3 separate regions of the Homo sapiens genome follow, and all the other regions are linked to region 1. The links are chromatin contacts, found by Hi-C or POLR2A ChIA-PET in ENCODE. All regions are on one chromosome and are shown on one strand. Each heading gives the region's core, a stretch centred on a gene start or an enhancer-like site at or near the end of the contact. The rest is flanking DNA. Distances are from core to core; before and after follow the strand shown. Region 1 holds the start of ATXN1-AS1 (ATXN1 antisense RNA 1). Region 2 holds the start of NEDD9 (neural precursor cell expressed, developmentally down-regulated 9). Region 3 holds the start of TMEM14C (transmembrane protein 14C).

Region 1 (4,468 bases), core at 1,922-4,421:
GTCCAAAAGCACCATGCACTATCAGTCCTCTAGCTATAGGCCTCTATCGTTTCTCGCTTAGCTAAGGAAAAAAAAATCCTTTTAACTTACTACCAAAGATCATTCAAATCACAGCCAATAGATCCAAATTAAGAATGAATACATTCAGAATGTCTGCCTACTGTCAGTACCAGTTTTTGTTATGATGGCTGTCAAGTTTTAAAATGTGACAATGGGAATATATTTTCCGAATAAGTTATTCCCCTGAGTAAACCCTTTAGAAATCCAGCCATCGCTATGGGCAATGGAGGTTCCAAATGATGAACGCTCTTCACACTTGAAAGGGTTAAGTGACTGACTGCAAGGCCAAAGGCACCAGACTGCAAAAGAAATGTTGCTTTAGTGAGCTCTGAAAGGTTTCTAACAAGTACCAAATACTTGTTGATCTGTTCACAATAAACACCAGCAGGATTGTCAGGCTCCTTTCACTGTCTGGGGAGATGCATTTACATACTGCACCTAGGAAGAACAGCTTGTTGGTCTCCTTTATAAAAGTTGAGTAGCTAGAAGCCTCATTCAGTGTCTCCCATCCAAATGACTGAAAGAAGATGCAATTGAAATAGTGGAGTCTCTCGTCTGGCTTGGGCAGCATAAATGCTGTGCATAAAACACTTGGAGTAGTTCAGGCACAAGACAAACCCACCTGAATGGACGAGGAACACTGTCTGTTGCCATGGCAGCCTGATCTAATTACATGAGTGATCAGGACTGGAGTAAGTGCACCGAAAACCTACACCACTGACAGGCAGCCAGGAGGTTCAGGGGAGCCCTTCAACCTCTGCTTTATGTAGAAGATGGCATTCAAGTCCATTTATTTGCGGAGCTGCTAAAATATTGACTGATGCATGCACAGTGAGAGGGCAATCAGAGGAGATTAAATGCCACAGCGCTAGCCGTTATGGTGCAATCCCTTTCCAAGAGTTCCTGTGCAGGATTTTCTCTTCTCTCTGGTGGTTTCCTCAGACATAAGCTTCACTCCAAAAAAAGCTCAAGTATCAAACTACCTTTACCCATCAAATAAACCGAAGGGTGGGCTTAAGGGGGGCTTCTAGGAACTGCAGCCTCCTAAAAAACCCAAACAGAAATGTCTCAGCTAACACTGTTGAAAAAGTAACTAGCTGTGCCTAAAAATAACCAAGTAACTACCCACTGCTGTGTGCAATATATAACAATGATGTTTAAATATTAAAAACAGCCTGCATTATAAAACACAAATGTCATTGAGATGTGACTACTAGATTGCCAAAGGAGAACTTATTTGCATACACACATTCCCGTGCATGCACGACAGGATGTGCAGGGAGAAAGCCACTGTAAGGCATTAGTTTTTATTCTGTGGGTGTAATAGGGTCTTCTAATTTTGCTAATTGTATCCTGTGGATCTCGCAGGGAAGCTAAGAATCTCTTCGGGGACAGAACCAGTTTGGAGGAGTCCCTACTGCACAGCATACGGTAAACAAAATAAAAATAGCTTGCCTTTCTTGTTAGCCACATCGCGCATTATATAACCAGCTTCTTCCGACTGTTTTTTTTTTTTTTTTTTTTTTTTTTTTGCCCTTACTACTCTTCAGCAATTTCCCTCTTCTCAAATATTTATATTACCCTTTTATCTGTAGGATTATATACCAAGAAAGCAAAACAAAACAGAGCAGCCACGGGCTCGAACCGAATCCCCGCCGTCCTTAGAAACGGATTTTTTTTTGTTTTGTTTTGTTTTCTGGCAGAGTCTCGATCACCACCCTACTTCCACCCCCACTAAGGTTCTTGCTCAATCTCCCTAGAAAACCTGAATTGTTTCATCCCTTTCAGTCAGCCCCCTACGTGGTCTGAAACAAAATGAAAGCACAAGCCACGGAGTTTAAGAAGGCAGCCTGAAGGCGGGGGGCTGAAGAGGGGTCGGGGCGCTGCAGAGTCAGCCAAGTAGCCAAGGAAGGGCCCCCTCCGCGTCGCGACGGCCCTCGCCCCCCGCCCGGCGCGCGCGCGCACAAATACACACACACAGTCACTCACACACTCACTCACACTCACGCCGCGCTCCGACACCGCCTCACCTCTCGCTCCGCCCGTCCGGCCCCCTTCCCTGCCCCCTGCGGGACCGGCCTGCGCGCAGCACTGGAACCACGTAGGAGGAGGCGGCGGCGCCCCCGGGAGTGGCAGAGTCTCCGGCCCGGCCCAGAGTGAACGAGCAGTGGGGCTCCAGGGCGCATCCCAATCCCCGCAGCGCCTCCTCCGCGGCGGCCGCCGCCTCCTCCTCCTTCCCCTCCTCCTGGCTTCATTCACCCTCCCAGCAGCCGCGCAGCCGTTCACTCCCGGCTCAGGGCAGCGCCTGCCGCGGCTCCTCGTCTCCTGCCGCGGGTGCTGGCGGGGGCGCCGGCCCGGACTGGGGCGCTCGCGGGCTCCCGGCTCCGGGCGGCGGCTGCCGCTGCACATGATCAGGAAGCGGCCGCACCAACAGGGCGGCGGTGGCGGCGGCGGCCAGGGCCGTCACCGCCACTCCAGCCGCGCTCCAGGCACCCGCACACCCGCTACCCCCGCGCGGTCCCCGAGGCCACCCCTCTGCGCCCCCCGCCCGGCACCCGGCCGCGCGCAAAGTCCCGTCCCGGCTGCAGGAGCAGTCCCTTCCCCGCCCGCAGCCGCACACCCGGCGAGGCCGGCCCTCCGAGGGGAGACCCCCGCCCCAGGGCGCCGAGGCCGGGCGACCACCCGCGGAGAAGTCCAGCCCTCCGTGAGACCCCCTCTCTCTCACCGCCCTCTCCGGGGAGGAGGAATGGGAAGAGGGCGGCCGGGAAAGGGACCACCCCCCAACCCCAGCCGCCGCCTCCCCCCTGCGCCACCCGGAGGGAGGAGGACATGGCTCTCCGCACTTGCGACCGGACCAGCAGCCGGGGGAGCGGGGCGCCGCCGCCGCTCTCCCCGCCCGCGCCCCCCGCCCGGGCGCGCCCCCTAGCCCGGCGGGCGCCCACCCAGCCCCTGACAGCCCCCCCGCCGGCCGCCCCTGCGCCCAGAGTGGGGGTGTCGGCCCGGGAGCCTGGAGCCGGGGACGGTTGTATGTACACACATACACACACACACACACACACACGCACACACACAGAACACGACGCGTCGATTTCCTTCGCTCCTCTTCCAGCTGTTTTCCGTGCAGCCGATTGGGGTTTTGGGTTTGTTTGCTGGTTGTTGCTTTTGCCCCTCTCGGGAGATCGGGGGAGGAGGGATTTTAATCTAAATAAGGGGAGAAGGGAATGGGGGAGGGGGGAAAGAATCGGAGGAGGAAAAAAAAATAGTCACTTACTGTAAAGTGTAAATGGATCTGGGGTTGCGTGGGGAAGGGGGGGCAGAGGGAGAGAAACAATGTCTTGCGGCTGCTGTTGCTCTGGCTGCTGCTCCACGGGGCTTGTTTTGGATCCCCCTGCAGTGAAACAGGTCCTGTACGGCTCCGCCACTGTAGTAGAAATGATGTCTGCGGTATACTCTGCTCTCTCCTCCTCCTCCTCCTCCTCCTCCTCCCCCTCCTCCCGCTCCCCTCCCCTCCCTCCTCCCTCCGCCCGCCCGCCCTCCCTCCCTCCCTCGCGCTCTCTCGCGCTCGCTCGCTCGCTCGCTCCAGTATGTAAATGTGTAATAGAAGCCAAATATGGAGCAGTTGGCTGCCGCCGCCGCAGCTCAAGGATCCGACTTCATGGGGGTGGGGGGCACCCTCTGGCGGGCGGCCCGGCGAGCCGCACAGAGCACGGCGAGCGCACCGCGCGGCGGCCGGCCCGCGCCCTTAACCCTTCGCTGCGCGCCGCCCGGGGAGGCGGGCACCTTTCCCAAAGAGTGGCTCGGGATGGGGTGCGGGGGAGGGGAGACGCGGACCGGAGGGCAAGGTTCCTTCCAGGTTTGGGAAGGGGGCGGGGAGCTGGGCGATGAGGTAATTTGAGCGGTGACGGGTCGGTCCTCGCGCGCCTCCCTGGGTCCCTGCACCTAGTTGGAGGGGACTGAACGACAACGGGGCGCTACTCAGGCAACCTGGGGGACTCCCCCAAGGGCTGTCAGGCTTCAGCTGGGAGCCGATGCAACACCCCAGCGGGGAGGGGAGGTCGGCCCATTCTAATCCCGACGTGTCCTTGGTCCCAGGCGCTCGGAGCAGCATCTGAGAGGGCTCACTCTGATCATCAGCTGCACGTTAAGCCACAAACCGGCGTCGCTTCGGCGTTCCGGAACCCAGGCCTGGGGGCCGCGGGGATTGCCTCTGCGTGCAACTCCGGAAAGTTTCAAGGGGTCCCCCGACTGCACAGGTACCCTCACCTTTCCTGCCGGCGAACGCTGGCGACCGCCCGACCCTGCCCTCTTTCTCTCTTCGCACGCAGGTCCGGAAATCGGCTTTGATATGGAACTACTCCGCTCTAGCCTGGAAAGGAGACCCGCGCACTCCTCTCGCAGCTAATTTCGG
Region 2 (4,284 bases), core at 867-3,366, 5.5 Mb before region 1:
CTTTCCTGAAGTAAAGTTGTTCATTATTAACTAGAGAGAAAGAAAACTTTATAAAAAAGGAAAGTGGATTTCTTCAGCTATTGGTTGATTTAATAGTCATCATAGGGCATAAGTCATGTGTTCGGTCGGAGAAGTTAGCTTTTTTGCTGGTGAAGGTGCCTACAAGGTAATAAAAATCATGTATTTACATCATTTGGCAAGGTGTTCAACACCAGTAAGGCCCAGTGGAGAAGCAGGTTTCTCCATGAATGCCAATCGCAGTTTACGCTGTCAGTCACTTTATCAGTTGCCTTTAGATTTTCTTTCCATAAAGAGTAAAGCTAACCACGATGAGATCATTGAATAAAAGTGACTTGAGACTTTGTCGCTTTCGTCACTTTCTAGATTATAGCACTCAATGTTAATTTCAGCCATTTATACTTTCCAATAATAGACATATGAACATACTTTCTCTTTTTTCTGCAAGCCAGTTCTTATTCAACAACAGGGAAAGGAGGAGCAAAAAAGTCACTCCAGGCTGAGTAATATCTGGTCCTATCATTGTTCTAAATAAGGAAATATGGGGTGAGCCACTTTAAGGAAGATAACTTTCCTGCCAAGTAGAGGGATTTGTTTCTGGTTGCATCCTAAAGTCAAATATTAATAGTCTTCAGGATGACCCTTTCCTCTGATCTTCCCTACTGATGAAGATAATAGAAAGCTGATGAAACAGAAATAGCTGATACCTGTGTCTTCAGACAGTGGTAACGTAGGCATTACTATAAAGACTTTTGACATTTAGACTTAAAGCTTTTGAATAAGATTCATAGTTTTTGAACAAAAGCTTTATTACTGAGGCTAGTCAGTGGCTATCAGTTAGACCAAGTATTTACAACCTTACATCAAAAAAGGATGGACCAGAAAAATTTAGAAAAAAAGCGAAGTAGCTTCCAGCTAGTGTACAGTTAATATAAATTGTCAATCCACAAGCCTAGCACCCTTGCCCAAATCCATCTTAATAATAACACTTTTGTTTAAAATAGCATAAAATAAAATAGTAGCACTAGCACTCATGTCTATTCATCATTCAAGAAAAATTCATGTCCAATTCATTGCAGTCTGCTTTCTTTGTGTCCCCTGGAAGCTGCTTGCCTCCTTAGATGGGAGTGACTTAAAAGAAAAAGGGGAGGGGGGAATATACGGAGCAAGTCAAAAATCCTTTTGGCAAGAAAAATCCACAAACAATGGTGTAAAATGCATTGGAAAATAATGCTGCTGAAGTACTATGACTATGACACTCTGTAAGCTTTCAGGCACAATGAGCCAGCCTGAGCCTTCGCACTCTCACCCCATTCAAACTCCAATAAAAATGTTTTCAAGAAATGGCTCATACTTATTTATTCCTACATCCAATATAACATAAGGATGTCAAAATTTTCCATCCTCAGCTGTGTAATCTGGGCTTTTAATTTCTCCCACCAAAAGTGCATATGGCATACTCCTTCCGAGACCAAACGATTAAAGCAAAGTCTGGAAAACTTTGCACTAAGAGCCAGTCTGAGACAGACTATGCAGTCCTCATTCCTCTCATTACAGTTCCCCAGGGCAGTGGAAGCCAGGCCTGGGGAAGCCAAGGAGACTTGAGCCAATGCCTGCCGCGATTCAAGTCAGACACCCTCTGATCTCCAGTGGCTGCTGTGAAGCGGCTCCAAGTCTTAACTTCTCACCGAGGTATTTCCCCGGCAACTTTCAGAGCAGATGGACTCGGGTGTACTGTGAACCCCTGGAGTGGGTCTCAAAGACCGGGTCTCTGCTTGCTTGTCTGCTTGCATGTCAACCTCAGTGACCGAGACTCATCTTAGAACTCTCCGGGACACACAAGGGACTGACAGTAAGGAACACGCATACACAAGCACACACCCGCAGGCACAGCTTTCAGCTTGCAAGGTAACCTGTAAAAGGCACTCTCTTACCTTATACTTCATTTCGGCAGCGGTGGGTTGAGCCGTTTTCCTACACTAGTTAAGACAGCATTAAGCACTGCGGTGCCCGCCCCTCCATTGAGTGCAGCGCTAGATGAAAGCGAGAAGGTCCCGGGCAGAGCCGCTTGTCAGTCGCAGCGCCTCCCTCAAGTCTCTGAGCTCACTGTTGTGACTGAGGCAGGCTGATCGCGGACCTCATTTGCATGCCGCCCCGCCATTGGCTAGTGGGACAAGGTAATGCTCAGGCCCTGCCCACCCCTAATTCTGAAAAACTGACAAAGAACTTGTAATGTGATCGCTTCTTTTTGCTTTATCAGACGGTGGAAAATAAAACAGAAAGTGGGGAACCGTCCTGAACCTTACTCTGTCCTCCCGCCCCCGCCAAAAAAGAAGACAGAAAGAGAAAGAACAGGAAAAGGAGATACATTCTTTTTAAGATTAACCCAAATTTTAAAGAAACTGAATTCACAAAAGCAGTCTGACAGTCGCGCTTCCTGTGACCTAGCAACTCCTTCATAAACCCATTTCGTTTCAAAGCCATTCACCTCACAATCTCTACATGAAACGAACTCCGGGAACAAAAGGTTTTCTGTCTCCGGGCCCCTTTTTACTAACCACCCCTGCTGATACCTCTCTCTCTCTCTGTCCCTTTTTCTTTCCCCCTCCTCCCGCCTACTTTTTGTGTGTGTGTGACTGTTTGCTTTTTTTGTTCTTTTCAACGTTCAAAGTACTTTGCGATGTCAGTCTGCAAGGAGCTGGAAGACAATTCTCCCTTAGTGAAAAGGAACCCTCTAGCACACGCACCAGCGTTTTCCTGGACAGCTTCTCACCAGGGCCTCAGAGTTGCGGGTCACACATATTGAGCGACCTTCAGTGGCTTTGCTGAGGATAAAGGTTAGATGTGACCTCTCGGATGGGGTTGGCCAGTGCACGCCCTATACATCATCACCGTCCACTGAGTTCTGTGTTCTTTGACGGCTGGCATTTCTAGCTCCAGCTTTGAACACTGCAGTGTTTTTCCTTCTGACCTCTGTCCTGAGGATGACCCATTAACCCACCAACACTTATTATCCAGGAGAACGAAAATGCCCACTGTTTGATGAGCCTGGTTAAAAAGACCAGTCTCTCTCCAGCGAAGCACAGAACATAATTTCTATAAAGGTTCCATTTTAGGATTTCTATAGAGAAAGAGAATCACCCAGAAAACAGAAATGGTCACCTTCTGCAACTCTTCTCACGGACAGAGCAGTGAGGCGAAAAATTCCTTTTTCCCGGGCAAGACTGAGACTCGGTGAATCCAGACAATAGCTGTCCCTGAGTGGGATGCACTCCAACCAGACTACATGACTTGGATGGAAAAATCAGCCCTTATTTTTTTTTTTCCTGACCAAGTTGGATCAGAATCTGATTCCCTTCGCGTCTAACACACAAATTCCCAATGGATGAAAACTCTACTTTTATGATCTAAGCAAAAGGAATGAGAGAACAGCTGTCCTACAAAAGTGGTTTCCAGATACAGGGTTGGCAGGTTAGTTTGCAGTTCAGTGTGGCACTGATTCCAGGGACATGACCCCCCAGGCCATCCTAATGAGGTTGACATACCTGTTCCAGCCTGTATTAGGCCTTGCTTCTCCTCATTTGTCCTTAGAGCAAAAATAAGCCTGAGTGATTGTGCAAGGCCTTTCTGAACACAAATTAAGCACGCAGCATATTGCATTGTAACGATCTCCTTAAGAATCCTGCAGACTGACCGGAGAGTCGTTAGTTTGCAGGAAATTGTTTTTGGTGTCTACCTGGATAAAGGAGGACAATGATTCAAAGCCCTTCCCATCTGTAAGATGAGTCTTGCGGCCTCCAAGAGATCTAGATAACATTCCTTTGGCTTCCTAAGTGGTCAAGCTGAATCCTTTTTCTGTTTTGTTTGATGAATATCATTGAGTAAGTGAGTGCTGTCCCATCCTATTTTAATGTTTTCAAACAGTTTCCTAAAGTTTGTGCTGGGGTTTTTTTGTAATTTCATTCTCTAGCTAGTGGCCCTCCTGCTTTCCTGTTTCTGTCCTGTAAGGTAAGTAAGACACATGTAATCTACCCGAAGTTCATTTCAAGAAGGCTTGGGTCAGTATATAGTTAGCTGCCTAAAGGAAAGCACAAGGGTGTTGGAATCAGGTAAACCTGTGCTGGAACCTCAAAACATTTTTAATTTTTTTTTTTTTTTTTTTTGAGACAAAGTTTCATTCTTGTTGCCCAGGCTGGAGTGCAGTGGTGCAATATCGGCTCACTGCAATCCCCGCATCTCTGGTTCAAGCAATTCCCTCAGCCTCCC
Region 3 (4,425 bases), core at 1,771-4,270, 6.0 Mb before region 1:
GGGAGCTCCTCCCACACAACCAAGAGGAAAAGAGGAGGAGAGAGACAGAGACCCGCCATCGTGGCCAACGACCCCGCCAAGAGGGAACGGCGGTCCACGCACTGGACCCAGCCTCCGATCAAGCCCAGCAGGGGCCGGCAGGTCGCGCCAAGTGCGGGGCCCACCGAGCCTGCGCCCACCTGGAACCCGGGGCAGCGCAGCCCCAGTCCCCGCCTGCGCCTCTCCCTCCACGCCTCCCCACGAGCAGATGGAGCCGGCTCCGGTCTCGGCCAGCCCCAGGGAGGGCCCCGCACAGCGCAGCGGCGGGCTGAAGGGCTCCTCGAGCCTGGCCGATGCTAAGGAGGCACCGAGAGCAAGCGAAGGCTGCTAGTGAGAGGTGACGACGTGCTGGCAGTCCTCAGAGCCCTCGCTCTCGGCGCCTCCTCTTCCTGGGCTCCCACTTTGGAGGCACTTGAGCCCTTTAGCCCACCGCTGCACTGTGGGAACCCCTTTCTGGGCTGGCCAAGGCCAGAGCTGGCTCCCTCAGCTTGCAGGGAGGTGTGGAGGAAGAGGCGCGAGCGGAAACCAGGGCTGCGCGCGGCGCTTCCGCGCCAGTTGGAGTTCCGGGTGGGCGTGGGCTTGGCGGGCCCCGCACTCGGAGCAGCCGGCCGGCCGGCCCTGGGCAATGAGGGGCTTGGCACCCAGGCCAGCGGCTGCAGAGGGTGTACTGGGTCCCCCAGCAGTGCCAGCCCACCGGCGCTGCGTTGGATTTCTCGCGGGGCCTTAGCTGCCTTCCGACGGGGCAGGGCTCGGAACCTGCAGCCCGCCATGCCTGAGCCTCCCACCACCTCCGTGGGCTCCTGTAGGGCCCGAGCCTCCCTGATGAGCACCACCCCCTGCTCCACAGGGCCCAGTCCCATCAACCACCCAAGAGCTGAGAAGTGTGGGCGCAGGGCGCAGGACTGGAAGGCAGCTCCACCTGCAGCCCTGGTGTGGGATCCACTGGGTGAAGCCAGCTGGGTTAAGTCTGGTGGGGAGGTGGAGAACCTTTATGTTTAGCTCAGGGATTGTAAATACACCAATTGGCACTCTATATCTAGCTCAAGGTTTGTAAACACACCAATCAGCCCCCTGTGTCTGGCTCAGGGTTTGTGAATGCACCAATGGACACTGTATCTAGCTACTCTGGTGGGGACCGTGGAGAACCTTTATGTCTAGCTTAGGGATTGTAAATACACCAATCGGCACTCTGTATCTAGCTCAAGGTTTGTAAACACACCAGTCAGCACCGTGTGTCTAGCTCAGGGTTTGTGAATGCACCAATCCACACTCTGTATCTAGCTACTCTGGCAGGACCTTGGAGAACCTTTGTGTGGACACTCTATAGCTAATCTGGTGGGGACGTGGAGAACTTTTGTATCTAGCTCAGGGATTGTAAACGCACCAATCAGCACCCTGTCAAAACAGACCACTCGGCTCTACCAATCAGCAGGATGTGGGTGGGGCCAGATAAGAGAATAAAAGCAGGCTGCCCAAGCCAGTAGTTGTAACGCACTTGGGTTTTCTTCTATGTGGAGGAGGCTTTGTTCTTTCTCTTTTTCTTTTTGCAACAAATATTGCTGTTGCTCGGTGCTTAGGTCCTGTGTTGTCTTTACAAGTGGTAACGCTCACTGCGAAGATTTGCAGTTTTGCTCCCAAAGCTACGAAGACCACGATCCCACCGGAAAGAACAAACATATTCCAGACGCACTGCCTTAAGAGCTTTAACATTCGTTATAGAAGTCTGTAGCTTTGCTCCTTGAGCCAGTCCAAAGCTAGGGAGACCACGATCCCACCGGGAAGAACAAACAATTCCAGACACACTGCCTTAAGAGCTTTAACATCCACCACAGAGGTCTGTAGCTTTGCTCGTTGAGCCAGTGAGACAGCAAACCCACCAGCAGAAAAACTCCCTGAATACTTCTAAACATCGGAAGAAAAACTCTAGAGACACTGCTTTTAAGAACTAACACTCATCGCGAGGGTCTGCAGCTTTCTCAAGTCAGACCAAGAAGCCATCAATTTTGAACACACTGGCACGTTGTGATCTCTCACTATCTCCACTAAAAATAACAAAAATTAGCCTGGCAGCCAGGGGTGGTGGTACAGGCCTATAATCCCAGCTACTCAGGCAGCTGAGGCAGGAGAATCAGTTGAACATGGGAGTCAGAGGTAGTGGTGAGACAAGATCATACGCTGCACTCCAGCCTGGGCAATAGAGTGAGACTCCACATAAAAAAAAAAAAAACTTGGCTGGAATTCGCTTTATTCACTGACAATTATATTGGTCAGATTTGTGTATGTTGATACTTGTAGGGGATGGAGAGGGAGAAGTCAACGATGACAGCAAATTTTAGTGTAGAGCAACTAAGAGAATGGTGGTGCAGGAAACGGAATAGGAGTGACTCCAAGTGGGAATGGAGATAATATGCTGTGGATATTTTGGGTCCACAGAGCTGGGTAAAAATCAGGTTTAACTTACTCCCCATCCCCCTTTAAGATGCTTCTCAAGCAGCCTCACTCCCTAAAACAAACGGATATTTGGCTTTGAGCCACATTATTCTGCAGCCCCCGTATTTTCTTCCAGGCAGGCCCTTCCTGGTGTAGACAAGATCGGGCTTGAGTGACACTCCTCCCTGATGGCCTGCATCTGGTTTATACCCTGTAACTTGTTCCTCTATTAATGGGGTCCTTCAAAATCCAGCCTCAGATTCCCTGGTCCCGCAGCGGTGGCCTCACCTCTGGCGTGGCCGAGCTCACGTGGTCCGGCTTGTGCAAGTCCCAGGTCCAACTCCGGGTCTCCTGCTTTTGGCCACTCAGGATTGGACCTGGGACTGATACTGGTCGGCCCTGCAGGCGCTGCGGACAGGGGAAGCACAGAGATTCCCCGCCGCGTTCCCTGGACTCAGGAGCTCGCCGCGATGCCCCGCCCCACTCTCCACCCGCTGAATGCAGGGCGCATGCTGCTACTTGGCGGCTCAAGCCCCGCCCGCACCGTCCCCATTCTCTGACCGCCCCTCTCCCGGTACACTGCGCAGGCACAACAGAGCCGCTCCCCTCTCCTCGCCCCGCCACCGGGACGGAGAGCGCCCGCCGCTGCATTTCCGGCGACACCTCGCAGTCATTCCTGCGGCTTGCGCGCCCTTGTAGACAGCCGGGGCCTTCGTGAGACCGGTGCGAGTATTTGGGGATTATTCTTATTTTCTGCCACTTTTAACTTTTAGGGATTATTTAGGAGTTTCACGGCCGTCTGCTTTTCGTCCCCCCGATTCAGCGGGCCTTCAGGCCGTGTGGTCGGTGCTTTTCTCGTTGGGTATTTTCTGCTTTTAAAAGAAGTTGTGGATGCGCGGAGCCCCTGGGCTCCTGAGGCAAAGGCTTACCCATGTAGCATAGTGTTGCCTCGTTTCTTGGTGATTTTCTTGCTCCATCTCTTTAAAAGCCTCCCTTACTCGGTGCCGTCTCGAGTTAAGAACTGTGGGCAAGATCCCAAGCCCGCTGCCCTTCCCTGTTTTATGGAAACTTAATTCTTTTTTTTTTTTTTTTTGTCCTTGAGGGAGGGACTTGCTCTGTCGCCCATGCTTGAGTGCAGTTGCCTGAATATGTCTCATTGCAGCCTCTGCCTCCTGGGCTCAAGCCATCCTCCCACTTCAGCCTCCCAAGTAGCTGGGATTTACAGTCGCATATCACCATGCGCGATTAATTTTTTTATATTTTTTAGTAGACAATGGGTTTCACTATGTTGGCCAGGCTGGTCTTGAACTCCTAACCCCAGGTGATCCGCCCGCCTCGGCCTCCTAAAGTACTGGGATGACAGGCGTCAGCCACTGCGCTTGGCCTAATTCTTTAAACAGAATAAACGGGGTATGCATTGCTTTCATCTTTTGGCTCACTGGACACAGGATACTTTCTGTAAGAAAATAGAAGCTGTTTTTCCAAGGGTGTAGTGTCACATGTGAATATGACCACTGTTTCCGTATATTTTATCCTCTCCTACTACTGCCCTCCTAACAAGAACTGTGAGTTGGACGCAGAAGTTTCTAAAAAAGTTGAGCTTTGAAATTGGCTGTTGCAGCAGGGATGAAAAGCAACACCCCTACCTCCCCTCAAAAGAGACATTAAAGTAGTTGGATTAAGGGCACGGGAGTATTTGCTTTTGAATTTAGTGATAACATGGGTAGCTGATGAAATGACTAACACATTCCCTGATTTTAGAGCTGGTCAGTGGATCTTGCTGAGTTTCCCGTGGGCCTATGTGATTAAAACTGAGGTTTTCATGACAATGGTCAGCATCTGTTCAGGGTTTACTAGGTGCTAAGCACCTTTACATGTGACATCCATTGAATGCTCACTACAGCCCCAGGAAATCGGTACCAGTGTTATCCTCATGGTACAGTGAAGAATACTGAG

The links. A loop is a pair of places that touch in the nucleus more often than their neighbours do. ChIA-PET counts read pairs that join two places held with the same protein, here RNA polymerase II (POLR2A). Pooled maps may share reads with other maps.
Region 2: a map of naive thymus-derived CD4-positive, alpha-beta T cell shows a loop between it and region 1 (7-fold over the local background). The contact joins the promoter of NEDD9 here to the promoter of ATXN1-AS1 in region 1. A Hi-C loop is called at or near these places in 1 of 168 maps with a recorded cell type or tissue (naive thymus-derived CD4-positive, alpha-beta T cell) and 6 of 50 pooled maps. POLR2A ChIA-PET finds 5 or more read pairs at or near these places in 1 of 52 experiments (T-cell).
Region 3: a map of CD8-positive, alpha-beta T cell shows a loop between it and region 1 (23-fold over the local background). The contact joins the promoter of TMEM14C here to the promoter of ATXN1-AS1 in region 1. A Hi-C loop is called at or near these places in 3 of 168 maps with a recorded cell type or tissue (CD8-positive, alpha-beta T cell and naive thymus-derived CD4-positive, alpha-beta T cell) and 7 of 50 pooled maps.

Annotation. Positions count from the first base shown.
Region 1 is chr6:16,757,967-16,762,434 of GRCh38, forward strand. It overlaps ATXN1-AS1 (ATXN1 antisense RNA 1), which reads left to right and starts at 3,172. Exons shown (of 3, transcript NR_136240.1): 1 at 3,172-3,200; 2 at 4,153-4,313; 3 at 4,386-4,468. ATXN1 (ataxin 1) reads right to left here and starts at 3,494. Exons shown (of 8, transcript NM_001128164.2): 1 at 3,332-3,494. RefSeq lists silencers at 1,902-2,261, 2,272-2,751, 2,822-2,951, 3,428-3,587, 3,595-3,810 and 1 more and an enhancer at 3,948-4,468.
Region 2 is chr6:11,230,552-11,234,835 of GRCh38, forward strand. NEDD9 (neural precursor cell expressed, developmentally down-regulated 9) reads right to left here and starts at 2,117. Exons shown (of 7, transcript NM_006403.4): 1 at 1,953-2,117. The coding sequence starts at 1,964. LOC124901256 (a long non-coding RNA gene) reads right to left here and starts at 159. Exons shown (of 2, transcript XR_007059449.1): 1 at 1-159. RefSeq lists silencers at 1,625-1,674, 2,155-2,204.
Region 3 is chr6:10,720,050-10,724,474 of GRCh38, forward strand. TMEM14C (transmembrane protein 14C) reads left to right here and starts at 3,021. Exons shown (of 6, transcript NM_016462.4): 1 at 3,021-3,192. RefSeq lists silencers at 78-237, 568-707, 2,952-3,081 and an enhancer at 3,021-3,917.